2 separate regions of the Homo sapiens genome follow, and region 1 is linked to region 2. The links are chromatin loops, found by intact Hi-C in ENCODE. Cell type or tissue: ascending aorta. All regions are shown on one strand. Links, peaks and the distances in the headings refer to the core of each region. The heading gives the core; the rest is flanking DNA.

Evidence for each region. Hi-C counts contacts between places; a loop is a spot of excess contacts. Peaks named below come from ENCODE experiments on the same cell type or tissue, not always from the same donor. Only the 100,000 strongest peaks of a DNase experiment are listed, where the experiment ranks them.
Region 1: a loop joins it to region 2, with 2.4 times the contacts of the local background. A loop is called at or near these places in 4 of 110 quality-filtered maps.

What each region holds. Positions count from the first base shown.
Region 1 is chr9:88,912,409-88,918,284 of GRCh38, forward strand. The region is part of intron 3 of LOC124902205 (a long non-coding RNA gene); the gene reads left to right. Among named protein-coding and RNA genes, the nearest start is that of S1PR3, 76 kb to the right of the region's middle. In ascending aorta, for the core only: no CTCF peak of the experiment used is centred there; a DNase peak (open chromatin) is centred at 3,333.
Region 2 is chr9:88,978,214-88,984,089 of GRCh38, forward strand. No RefSeq gene overlaps it. Among named protein-coding and RNA genes, the nearest start is that of S1PR3, 10 kb to the right of the region's middle. In ascending aorta, for the core only: no CTCF peak of the experiment used is centred there; a DNase peak (open chromatin) is centred at 2,728; H3K27ac peaks cover 971 bases.

The DNA of each region.
Region 1 (5,876 bases), core at 536-5,535, 66 kb before region 2:
AAATAAAAATTTATTAGATTATCACTAAAGCATTTGGGGGAAATTTGGAGCACAAAACATTGATATTAGAAAATGAAGTTCTCAAATGTTAAGACCTCAGCTTCCACCTTAACAGTACAAAAAAAAAAAAAAAAAAAGATCAACTTAAACACAAGGTAAGTATAAGAAAGGAAGTAAAAATGGTCAGAATGGAGGTTAATAAAATAGAAAGCAGAAAGACAATAGAAAAAATCAATAAAGCCAAAAGCTGTTTCTTTAAGATCAATAAAATTGATAGACATTTAGCAAGATTGATCAGAAAATAAATCATAAATCACCAAAATCAGAAAAGCAAAGTGGCATCAGAATCAAAAGATAATGGTAGGAAAATAAGATAATATTATGAACAGTTCTATGTGAATTAATTTGTCAACATCAATGAAATGTACAAAGCCTTTGAAAAACCACAAACTACAAATGCTTACTGAAGAAGAAATTGATGATCTGAATAACTCTAAATTAAATAAATTGAATTTGTAATTAAAAATCTTCTCACACACACAACCTCCATTCCCAGGTAGCTTCACTAGTATGTTCTACGAAACATTAAAGAGAGAATGAGTTCTGAGTCTACAAAAATTCTTCCAGAAAATTAAAAAGGAGGATATCCTTTCCAACACTTTCTGAGGCCAGCATTACTCAGACCCCGGATCCTGACAAATTTATTAGACAAAAAAAGTGGAGACTAATATCTCTCATGAACATAAATGCAAAAAAATCTAAACAAAATTTTTGTATTCTAGCTGACAGTATATCAAAAGCAGTAGATATTGTGACCAAGTGGGGTTTACCACAAGTGTGTAAGGTTGGCTTAACTTTAAGATCTTAATCACTATAATTCATCCTATTAAGAAACTAAAAAAGAAAAACTTGTATCATCTCCTTAATAGACACAAACATGTATTTGATAATATTCAACATATACTTGACATAAAAGCTCTCATCAAACAAGGACCAGAAGGGCATCTACCAAAAACCCACAGATGACATCATACTCAGTGGTAAATGACAAAATGCTTTCCTCCTGAAGATTAGAAAAAACACATTTCTATTCAACCTGGAGGAGGTTCTCACAAGTACAATCAGGCAAAAGAAGGAAATTAAAGGCATTTATATTGGAAAGGAAAAAGTAGAACCTTTTATTTGCATATGACATGATCATCTTTGTAGAAATGAAATGGAATCTACAAAGAAAGCTAATACAACTAACAGGTGAGGTTAGCAAGTTTCCAGTATAGAAGATTAATATACAGAAATCAATAGTATGTCTATGTACTCACAACAAACTATTAGAAATTGAAAATTAAATAACATTTACTTTAGCATAAAAATAAGATACCTAGGAATTAGTCTGCTTCAAAGGAGTAAAACATCTGTGTACTGAAAACCGTAAAATGGTGTTGATAACAAGTAAAGATCTAAATGGAGGAAAAAATATACTATGTTCATAAGTTGGAAGACTCAATATTGTTAAGATGTCAGTTCTCCACAAATTGATCTATAGGATCAGTGCAATCCAAATAGAAATTCCAGTAGGCTTTTAAAAAAATTTGATAACTAAATCTAGAATTTACAAAATTCATACAGAAATTCAAAGTGCCTACAATAGTCAAAACAACTTAAAAAAATAAAAACAAATTTGGAGAATGAATATTATCTTATTACTAGATCTATGAAAAGCCTACAGTAATCAAGATAGTGTTGTTTTGGTGAAAATACAGGCAAAACAATTAATGGAGTGTAGTAGAAAGTCCACAAATAAAGCCACACTATATGAACATCTAATTTTTGACCAAGTTTCAAAGGCAACTTGATGGAGAAATAATAGCCTTTTCATTAAATGATACTGCAACAATTGTGCATCCATAGGTAAAATGATGACTCCATGCTGTGTGATTCAAACTATAGGACATTCTGGAAAATGTGAAACTAGGGAGACAGTAAAAAGGCAGTGGTTGCTAAGGAATGGGGGAAGGGAGAGAGGGATAAGTAGATGGAGCACTGAGGATTTTAAGGGCAGTGAAACTACTCTGTATGATACTGTAATGGTAGATTCACGTCATTGTACATTTGTCCAAACCCATGGACTATACAGCGCCAAGAGTGAACCCTAATGTCATCTATGGCCTTGGGTTAATAGTGATGTTTGCATGTTCATCACCTGTAACAAAAGGGCCACTCTGGAGTGGGATGTTGATAGTGGGGGAGGCTGTGCATATGGTTGAGGGGGTGGGGAGTATATGAGAACTCTTTGTGCCTTCCTCTCAATTTTGCTGTGAACCTAAAACTGCTCTAAAAAATAAAGCCTATTAATAAAAAGAAATAAAAAAAGATGTTTAGAAATAAAAAGTACCCCTATACCTGTTACCCCTGCTCTCTGGCTTCCTCTGATGGAAACAGAAAGCGGCTTGGTCTGGTGAGGGGTTTGAGCCTCTGTAGAAACTAGGAGCTGCAGCTGAGATATTTGCCTCCTCAACTTCTGCCCTCTGCGCACTGTGGAGTGAGTGAGGAGAGGGTGCTCCTTTTCCTGTGGGCATGCAGCTCTGTGAGGGTTCTCCGGCCTTTTTGTCTTTTTCTTCAGCAGGATTTCCACATCTGATGTTTATTTTACAACCGTGTCTTGTTTTTCAGGTTGCCATGAACAGAAGCAAAATAGTAGGTATAAAAAATGTCTTTAGATCTGCAGAAGAAAGCCACCCTATAAACCCAAGGCATTATTACCAGCAATAAAATGATTCAGGACATTCATCTCCTATTTGTCCACTTTCCAAAAAGAACCTTTTCTTTCTTTTGCTGACTTCTCTACATCTATTTCCTCCCACCTGCTCTAGAAAAGTAAATATCTGGTTTCAATTATTTATGGGACGTAGAGTTATTTTTGTTCCAATGGGGTCTCAGAGATTTCTCACATTTTAAACAATTTTGTAGCTTCCCAGGTAGAAATAAAGGAGGCCTGGGACCTATTGCCTCACTTTCTCATTTTCTCAAGATTCAAGGCACCACGTGGTACTCTGACTTCTGTAATTACTCTATTGGGCTCTCCATCCGATTGGAATGTTTTCCAAGGAAAGAGAACTAGATTTTTCTAATCTGATTTTAGCTATTTTAAAACAACTTTTAACCAGTCTGGCTATGGACTAATTCCTAGTATTTCAGGTTTATTATGGGAGATAAATCACTGTAGCCTTGGAAACTGGTCATGGAGTTGGGGGTCCGGGACTGACACTGTTTTTGGCTGCTACATGTGTGGGAGCTTAGAGATTCCACCTGGCAACCTGCCCAGGGGACGCATTCTGGGCTCACCCTGGTGTGGGCTCTGAATTCCACAGAGCTCAGGTCTCAGGCAAATGCCCCTGGACTCAGCACCCTTGGGCCCTGGCAAAGAACCTGGGCTCTTTTCACTGCAGAAGAGCAGCTGAACTAGCTTTTATCAGAGGAGGATATTTTTGATAGTGTTAAACAGTTTGCTATAGTATTTACTTCCAAGCTGAGACACCGACAGAGCTGGGAGGCATGAGATGTGTTTTCTGGGCAGACCGGTTTCCTCATTAAATTGGGGATAATCATACTTTCTTTTTGAACTTCACTGGTGAACCTGGCAAATGTTAGAGGTGGGTGGACTCTGAGGCCATCTGTGCAATATGATTTCTCTGCAAGGAGTAGGTCAGCTGGCAGATAATAAGGTAGCTTCTGTCACTCCAGATTGTTTTTTTCAGGTTAGGCTGTGTAAACAAATGTGAACCTGAGGAGTCCTTTGTGGTGGATCTGGAGTGGCTAATAGGCCTAGATTTAAAATAGTAGCCATTTCCTGATTAGAGGTACTCTGAATTTCCCCAAAACCCACACTGCAGTTCCCCTTTGGGACTTTCAGGACTCATCTGAACCAACCGATCAGAACTTACCTGCAATTCACCAATCAAACTCAGCTGCAATCCACCAATCAGAACTAAGCAAGTTTCAATCCTTCACTTGCATAAACAGATCCGACTGGGAACCTGGGTGGAACCCTTTTTTGCTATGAAACCCAAACCCTTCCCTTGTTCTCTGGAAGGCAGTTTTGCTTTACTCTGAAGGCCTGCATCTCCCCATTTTGCAGGGGATAATCTACTTCTTGCTCTTTTGCTTACCCAAGATAGCTTATACTTTGGTATATAAGATCTCTTCTGAGACACACAACAATCATTTAGGATTGATAATGTAGATATTGTAATTTCCAGAGTAGACGGGTGGGGAGGTGTCACCTTGCAGGTGGTAAAGTTCCTCCCAGGTGCACAGGCTGGTGGATAATGGAAGGAGGGAGGAGCTCTCCCTTTTCCTAAAGCTGTTTGGAAGAGGTTCTCCGCATTCTTCTGCAAGTAAAATTTAGTCTCAAGGCTATAGTGATCTCCATTTATCTAAAATAAAATGACATAATAGATTAATACATATTCCTTATAGAAAAGTAACAAAATGTAGATACAAAAACACATCATATCTCCACATAAGCTCTGCTGTGGGAGTGTGTATAATAGTGTACATGTTATTGCTTTTTTGCATATGTATAAGTGATTTTAATATAAAAAGCTGTAGCTTACCTTAGTGTTCAATAATTTCCACTCCCTGCCAGGGTGTCCAAGGGAGAGAACACAGTCATGGGTTCTTAGTTTCTGTTTCTGATTGGGCTGGTAAAGCCCCTTCCTCGTCCCTCTTTTCCACTTATCACTAGAGACAGAAACTAAAAACCATGGCTTCATACTGCTAAAAGCCTAAAACAAAACAGAACAGAACAACAACAAAATAAAGCAAGTTGGACAAGGTTGCCTTAAAGAAAGCCCTAAAATCATTGAGCATCTGGAGAAAAAGCCTTGGACATTCAAACTGACTCCACTGGTCAATTAAAGTTCAAAGTAATGCCAAATTTTAAACTCAATCTCGAGGTATTTCAACAAACAGAAACTTGGCACAGTGGAGACCCCAAGGGCACCCAAGTCTTTGCCCCAGGAGCCTAGAGCCTGATGTGGTGAGAAGGAGGCTGAGGGTGGAAGCATACAGGAGCTGGCACTTACTGTGTGTTTTCTTGTTCTTTCCCCTCTGTGTAGACACAGAACGCAGGGATCAAAGGTTGCCCAGGGAATGAGTGGCAGAGGCACACTTCCAGCCCAAGCCTGCTGCCACCAGGCCCATGACACAGCAAGGAACAGGGCTGTGGAGGCAGGGGAGGCCACAGAGCTTGGGGCCCACCACTCCAGAAGGTGAGCCGCAGGTGCTCCTACACAGACAAACCCAGAACCATCTTCCCATACGATCAATGCTGAAAAGAGGCAGTCAGCTTCCAGACCCACCCACAAACTTTTTTTCCCACCTCACATCAGATGTGGGAATGGTAGTACAGTTCTCCCAGTAACCATCTGTGTGGCCAGCCTAGGAAAGCAACCACAGGGACAATTATGTCTTCAATGAGATGGGACCCAAGCTCCAAACAACAAACTTGGAAACAAGCCTTTGAAACCCAGTACATTGGGAGGCAGAGGCTGGGACTGACACACACACAATACTAGATTGGTTATGGGTCACTCACCCCTCCCTCCTTCATGAACAACGCTCACCCTGCTCTGTGTTGACTCCAATGGGGTACAAAGATGGAAGTGAAGATATGAGTAGGAGTAGCCTCATGTCCCCAATGGCCACCCCTCTCAGGATCCGAGCCTTTGGGTGATCCCCTCTCTTTGAATCTGGGCTGGGCTTGGGACCTGTTTTCAATGGAAGGTGGCAGAAATAATGTAGTGCTACTTCCAGAATAAACCCTAGGAAGACCTGGCAGCCCAAGCCATGTGCTTTTGGGGGTCCCTGAACCATGC
Region 2 (5,876 bases), core at 577-5,576:
TGTTTGCAAACCACATCAAATACGGCTGTCTCCTGGGAACCGGTAAATATTGTGGTTGGTTGGGATGGAAGTGCTGGGATGAGAGGAGGCTTGTTGGAAGAGGGTGTCGAGGGACAAAAAGAGGAAAGAAGCCTGTGTATTTTTGGTAGGGAAAGGACAGATGAAGAAAGGCTGTTTCCCAGGAGAATGTGTTACATTGAGCCATGTGAAATGACCACCTGCACCGCCATTTTTAATGATTAAAATGGAATTTTATACAGTCGCCTAATAAGAATTGTACTTAAGAAACATTGAAGCTCTTCTTTATAAATGCCCTCAGTCTTTCATAAACCCAGCACACAAGCCCATCAACACCATCCCCGCCTCCCTTCCCCACGACTTTCTTGTCTCTTGCTGTCCCAAACAAAAAGGGAAGAAACAAAATGACCAGAGTCCTTCAACTCCAGAAGTCTAAGACAGCTTCTGATCTTTGCTTTAGGACTGAAATCTCTAATTAGGAAAGCCCCCAGATGCAAGATCCTAGTTGTGGCTTTAGGATTTTGCAAAACCAGATAAAAAGCAGAGGTAAATGATAAACCCAGAAAAACGCCTACCTGCAGGGCCTAACCTGTTGTCTGAAGCCCCAAAGGTAATTCAGAATCGTCTATAATCACCTGAAAATAGATGCCACCGTGCTAGAAAAAATCATCTGTAATTCATAAGGAATACAGTTAATTCCATTCAATAAAAGTTGTGGGGACTGCGGGATGTACCAGGGCTTCAATGACTATAATGGGCACATAGGCATTTAAGGATAAATAAAAGGGAAAAAAGGAAGAAAAAGTTTTGTAGCATTATGATTTTAAGTTTAGATGCTCAGGCTAACCAAGAGGAGATAAGTGGATAAATTCAGGAAAAATAAAGTCTACAGCTGGGAGCCATGTGGTCATCTAAAAGTCAGAGTTAAGGGCAATGAGCCACTTGAGAAATGGCAAGAAGTGCTGGTGCCAAGCTCAGTTCCATGAAGCAGGAAATGGCCAAGCCGGCCACCAGCCCTGAGCATGTCTCTCTGGATACAGAGAGCCTGCAGCCCCTAGCCTTCCTCCAGCTTACCCAAGGGATCCTGGGATTTGTGGCTCAAGGTTTTGGAGTTCTATGTGCTGTATTTGCATTGTCTGGAAAGAGAATAGTTTAGAAAAAAGCCATTCCTCATTGAGACCGCAGGCTCCAGGAACAGCAACATGATTCCAAACCAAGTCCATGGTATTTCTATGTGCAGTTTCCTGCCACCCCACTTGCCTAATGAGAAGATAACCCAGTTCCTTCTCATGGAGGGGTCTACTCTTCAATACTTGGGTATGGTCTTTAGAACACATTTACCCTTTAAGTTGCCTAGTAGAACAGAGGGACATCTCTTGTTAAATTTTTCACACCCACAGACACAAAAGTGGGTTTTCTGATTTTTAATTATTTAAATGTTTAATTTTTTATTTAGAAAGAATTGTAGAATCACAGGAATTTGCAAGTATAAGTAAAGATAGTACAGAGAGTTCCATGTACCCTTCACCCAGTTCCTCCAATGGTTACACCTTACATAATTGTAATATCAATACCAGGAAATTGACATTGCACAGCATGTTGTGTGTATGTGTGTGATGTGTGTAGTTCTGTGCCATTTATCACATGTATAGATTCATGTCACCATTACTGCAATCAAGTTACAGAACGAGTTCATTGCCCAAAGATCTCCCTAGTCTCCTTTATGTTTACACCCATTTCTCTCTCGCCACCAGCCCCTCAGTCCTGGCCCCTGGCAACCACTAATCTGTTTCCCATCTCCATGTATATTATGTAAGTGAAATTTTTCCTGGACCAAACTGAGCAGGGTGGGGGGTGGGGGTGGGGGTGGGCTGCTATTTCTTGTGGCCCAATAACTAGATGCAGATGAACTGGGGAGGAAGAGAGTTTTTATTTCTATAACCAGTTACAGGGAGAAGGCCTGTAAATTATCACCAGACCAAGTCAAAATTACAAAGTTTTTCAGAGCTTATATTACCTTCTAAGCTATATATCTATGTGTAAGTGTGCATTCATCTAAAGGCTAAGTGATTAACTTATTTTAATCTGTAACTAAGGTCTGAGTCCTGAAGACCTTCCTCTGGAGCCTCAGTAAATTTACTTAATCTAAATGGGTCCAGGTGCTGAGGTGATTACCCTTATTTTGTCTCCTGCTAAATCACGGAGGTTTGAGGAGTTCCTTCAGATCCCCAGTAAACTTGTTTATGGAGGCCTGGGGAGTTTCTTCAGACCCACAATAAAACTTGTTTAATCCTAAATGGGCCCTGCTAAGAATTCCTTCATTATTTTGTCATGCTTTAAGGCCCAGGAAAAGCCTAGGCCAAACTCCTAATGGGCTTTTGTTACATCCCAGCCTTTGTATAAGGGCATTGGTTTCTAATATTTAACTTAACCATTCAATCAGTACTGAAACAGTTGTCAGTGAGACCTGGCCTGCCACAAAAATCACACAGATTTTGGGTTTTTTCACTCAGCATAATAGTCTTGAGATTCAATCAAGTTGTTGTATGTATCAACAGTGGATTCTTTTTATTGCTGAGTAAAACTCCTTGGTAGATGGCCACCATCCATTTAGTGAATCACCTAATGAGCATATTTTGGCTGTTTCCAGGTTTTGACTATTACAAGTAAAGCTGCTATGGTCAATCATGTGCAGGTTTTCTGTCGACATTCCATAGAATTCCACAGGGATGAATTTATTTTTAATTCCACTGGGATGCATGCCCAGGAGAGCAGTTGCTGGGTTGTTTGGTATTGTATGTTTAATTTTTTAATAAACTGCCCAATTCTTTTCCAAAGTGGCTGTACCATGTTACATTCCTGCTAGAGTGATCCAGTTTCTCCACATCATTACAAACATTTGGCATTGGCAGTATCTTTTGTTCTAGCTGTTCTCATAGATCTGTAGTGAAATTTCATCATGACCTTATTTGCATTTCCCTAATGGCTGGTCATGTGCCTTTATCCATGTGTCTTCTTTATATCTTTAGCCCATATTCTATTTGAATTGTTTGATTTTCTTACTGTCAAGTTTTTAATATATTCTTTACAAATTCTAGTTACGAGCCCTTTTGTCAGATCTGCAGTTTTCAAATGTTTTCTTCCAGTCTATAGCTTGTCTTTCCACCCTCTTCATGGTGTCTTTTGCAGGGCTAGGTTTCATTTTAATGAGGTCCTCTTTGTTGATGTTTTTCTTTTATAGATCACACCTTGCTATCATTTTAAATTACTTTTCACCAAGCCGTAGGTCCCGAAGATATTCTCTTATGTTATCTTGTAAAAGTTTTATTTAAATGTAAAGGGGTATTTCATTTAAATATAAAAGCTTCATTTAAATGTAAAGGGGGTATAAACCCTTTACATTTTAATCTGTGATCCACTTTGAGTTAGCTTTTGTATTAAGCGTAAGGTTTAGGTCAAGGTACATTTTTTTGCTTTTGGATATCCAACTGACCCAGCACTATTTGTTGACAAGACTATCATTCTTTCATTGGACTGCTTTGCACCTCTGTCAAAAATCTGTTGACCACACCTGTGTGGGGCTATTTCTGGGCTCTCTATTCTGTTCTATTGATAAATGTGTCTCTCCCTCTACCAGTAGCACAGAGTCTTGAGTAATGTACCTACGTATTAAGTATCGGAGTCTGATAAACTGATAGGTCTGATTATATTTTTTATCTTCAGAATTGTTTTAGCCATTCTAGTTCCTTTGCTTTCCTATATAGATTTTAGAATAATCTTATTTATGTTCACAAAAAATCTTACTGAAATTGTGATAGTAATCGTGATAAGCCTGTTTACCAATTTGGAAGAATTGACACCTTTATTATGTTGAGTATTCCAATCCATGAACATGGTATGTCTGTCTTTATTTTTATTTTTGATTTTTCTTTTCAGCTTTGTCTTTTTCAGCATACAAATCCTGTAAGTGTTTTGTTGGATTTACACCTGATAATTTTATTTTGTGTTACTGATTGTATGAGATATTGTATTTTTAATTTCAGTTTCCATATGTTCATTGTGAGTATATAAAAATACCATTGGGTTGGTCTTATATCTTGCAACTTTGCTTATTAGTTCTAGGAGGTTTTTATTCATGTGCTTGTTTGTTTTGCCTTGTGTTATTTTGTTTTGTTTTTGTAGATGCCTTGAGATTTTTCATGCAGATTATCATGTCATCTGCAATAGGGACACTTTGTATCTTTCTTTTAGATCTACATGCCTTCATTTTCTTTTATTTTCTTATTGTGCTGGCTAGAACTTCCAGTGCTATGTTGAATAGAAGTAGAGAGAGGGGACATCTTGTTTTTTTCCCAGATCTCAAAGGAATGCATTCAGTCTTTCACCATTAACTATGATGATAGCTGTTGCTTTTTGCAGATGCTGTTTATCACATTGAGGAAGGTCCTTTCTATTTCTAATTTCCTGAGAGTTTTATCATAAATGGGCCTTGAATTTTGTCAAATTTTTTTGTATAAATTGATATAATCACATAATTTTTCTCATTAAGCCTATTAGTATTGTAGACTATAGGGCTTGATTTTTAAAATTTTAACCCAGCCTTTTATCTTTGGAATAAACCCAACTTGATCATAGTACATAATTATTTTTGTATATTGTAGAATTATATTTGCTGTATTTTCTTAAGAATGTTTGTGTCTATATTTTTGAGGAATACTGGTCTGTATCATGTTTTGGTACTGTCTTTGGTTTTGGAGTAAGTATCCTACTTACCTCATAAAATGAGTTAGGAAGCATCTCTACTTATTCTGTTTTCTGGATGAGATTGTGTAGAATGGTTATGAAATTTTTTATATGTTTGGTAGCCTTTTTTAGTGACACAATTTGGGCCTTGAGTTTCTTTTATGAGAGTTTATAAATTCTATTTTCTTAATAGTTAATAGGGCTATTCAAATTGCTTATTTCATATTGCGAGAACTGTGGTAGCTGTGCTTTTCAATGAATTGGTTCATTTCATCTACGTCATAAAATGTATGTGTGTTGAATTGTTTACTGTATTCCTTTAGTATCCTTCTGATGTCTGTGGGGTGTGTAGCGATAGCCTCTGTTCACTCCTTATATTGGTAATCTCTGCCTTCTCTCTCTCTCTTTTTTTGTCAGTCTTGCTAGAATGTGCCAATTTATTGATCTTTTCAAAGATGTACCTTTTGTTTCGTTGATTTTTTTCTGTTTTAATTTAATTTCTGCTTTTATCTTTCTTGTGTCCTTCCCTGCTTGCTTGACATCCATTTTGCTAGCTTTTTCTAGTTTCTTGAGGTGAGAGCTTAGATTATGGAGACATGTTCTCTCTTAAACCTCAGATTTAGTTTTTTTTTTTAATTAAGAGGTAAGGTTTTGCATGGTTTCAATTCAACTAATATGGAAAAAAAACTTTTCACTCATGTGTATATTGTGTAAAGTTGTAGAATCCTACTATTCTTTTAAATGCCCCAATATTTAACATTGTACTGATCGCTAGAGTGTACCATTTTCAGATAAGGACAAACCCAAAGGTTAAATAGTTTCTTTATTAACCAAGAGTTATGGTGAAAGCAAGACAAGAAGCAAGCCCTCTCCCCTCTCCCCACCCCCACACTGCTCTTCCCACGGCAGCATCCAGCCTGTAATGGCTGTCCTCAAGGTCTGCAGCTGGGGCTGTCCAAAAGGAATCTGGGTGGGCTCCATCCAGTCTCACCCAAACCAGCCCATGGTACTCCAGATTTGAGAGTAGATGTGGGGAGTGGCAAGACTGAGGGTCTGTGATGGCATCTGTCCTCCCCACTCTGTCCTTGGGCTCCAGCCAGACCCCCTGGCTCTCT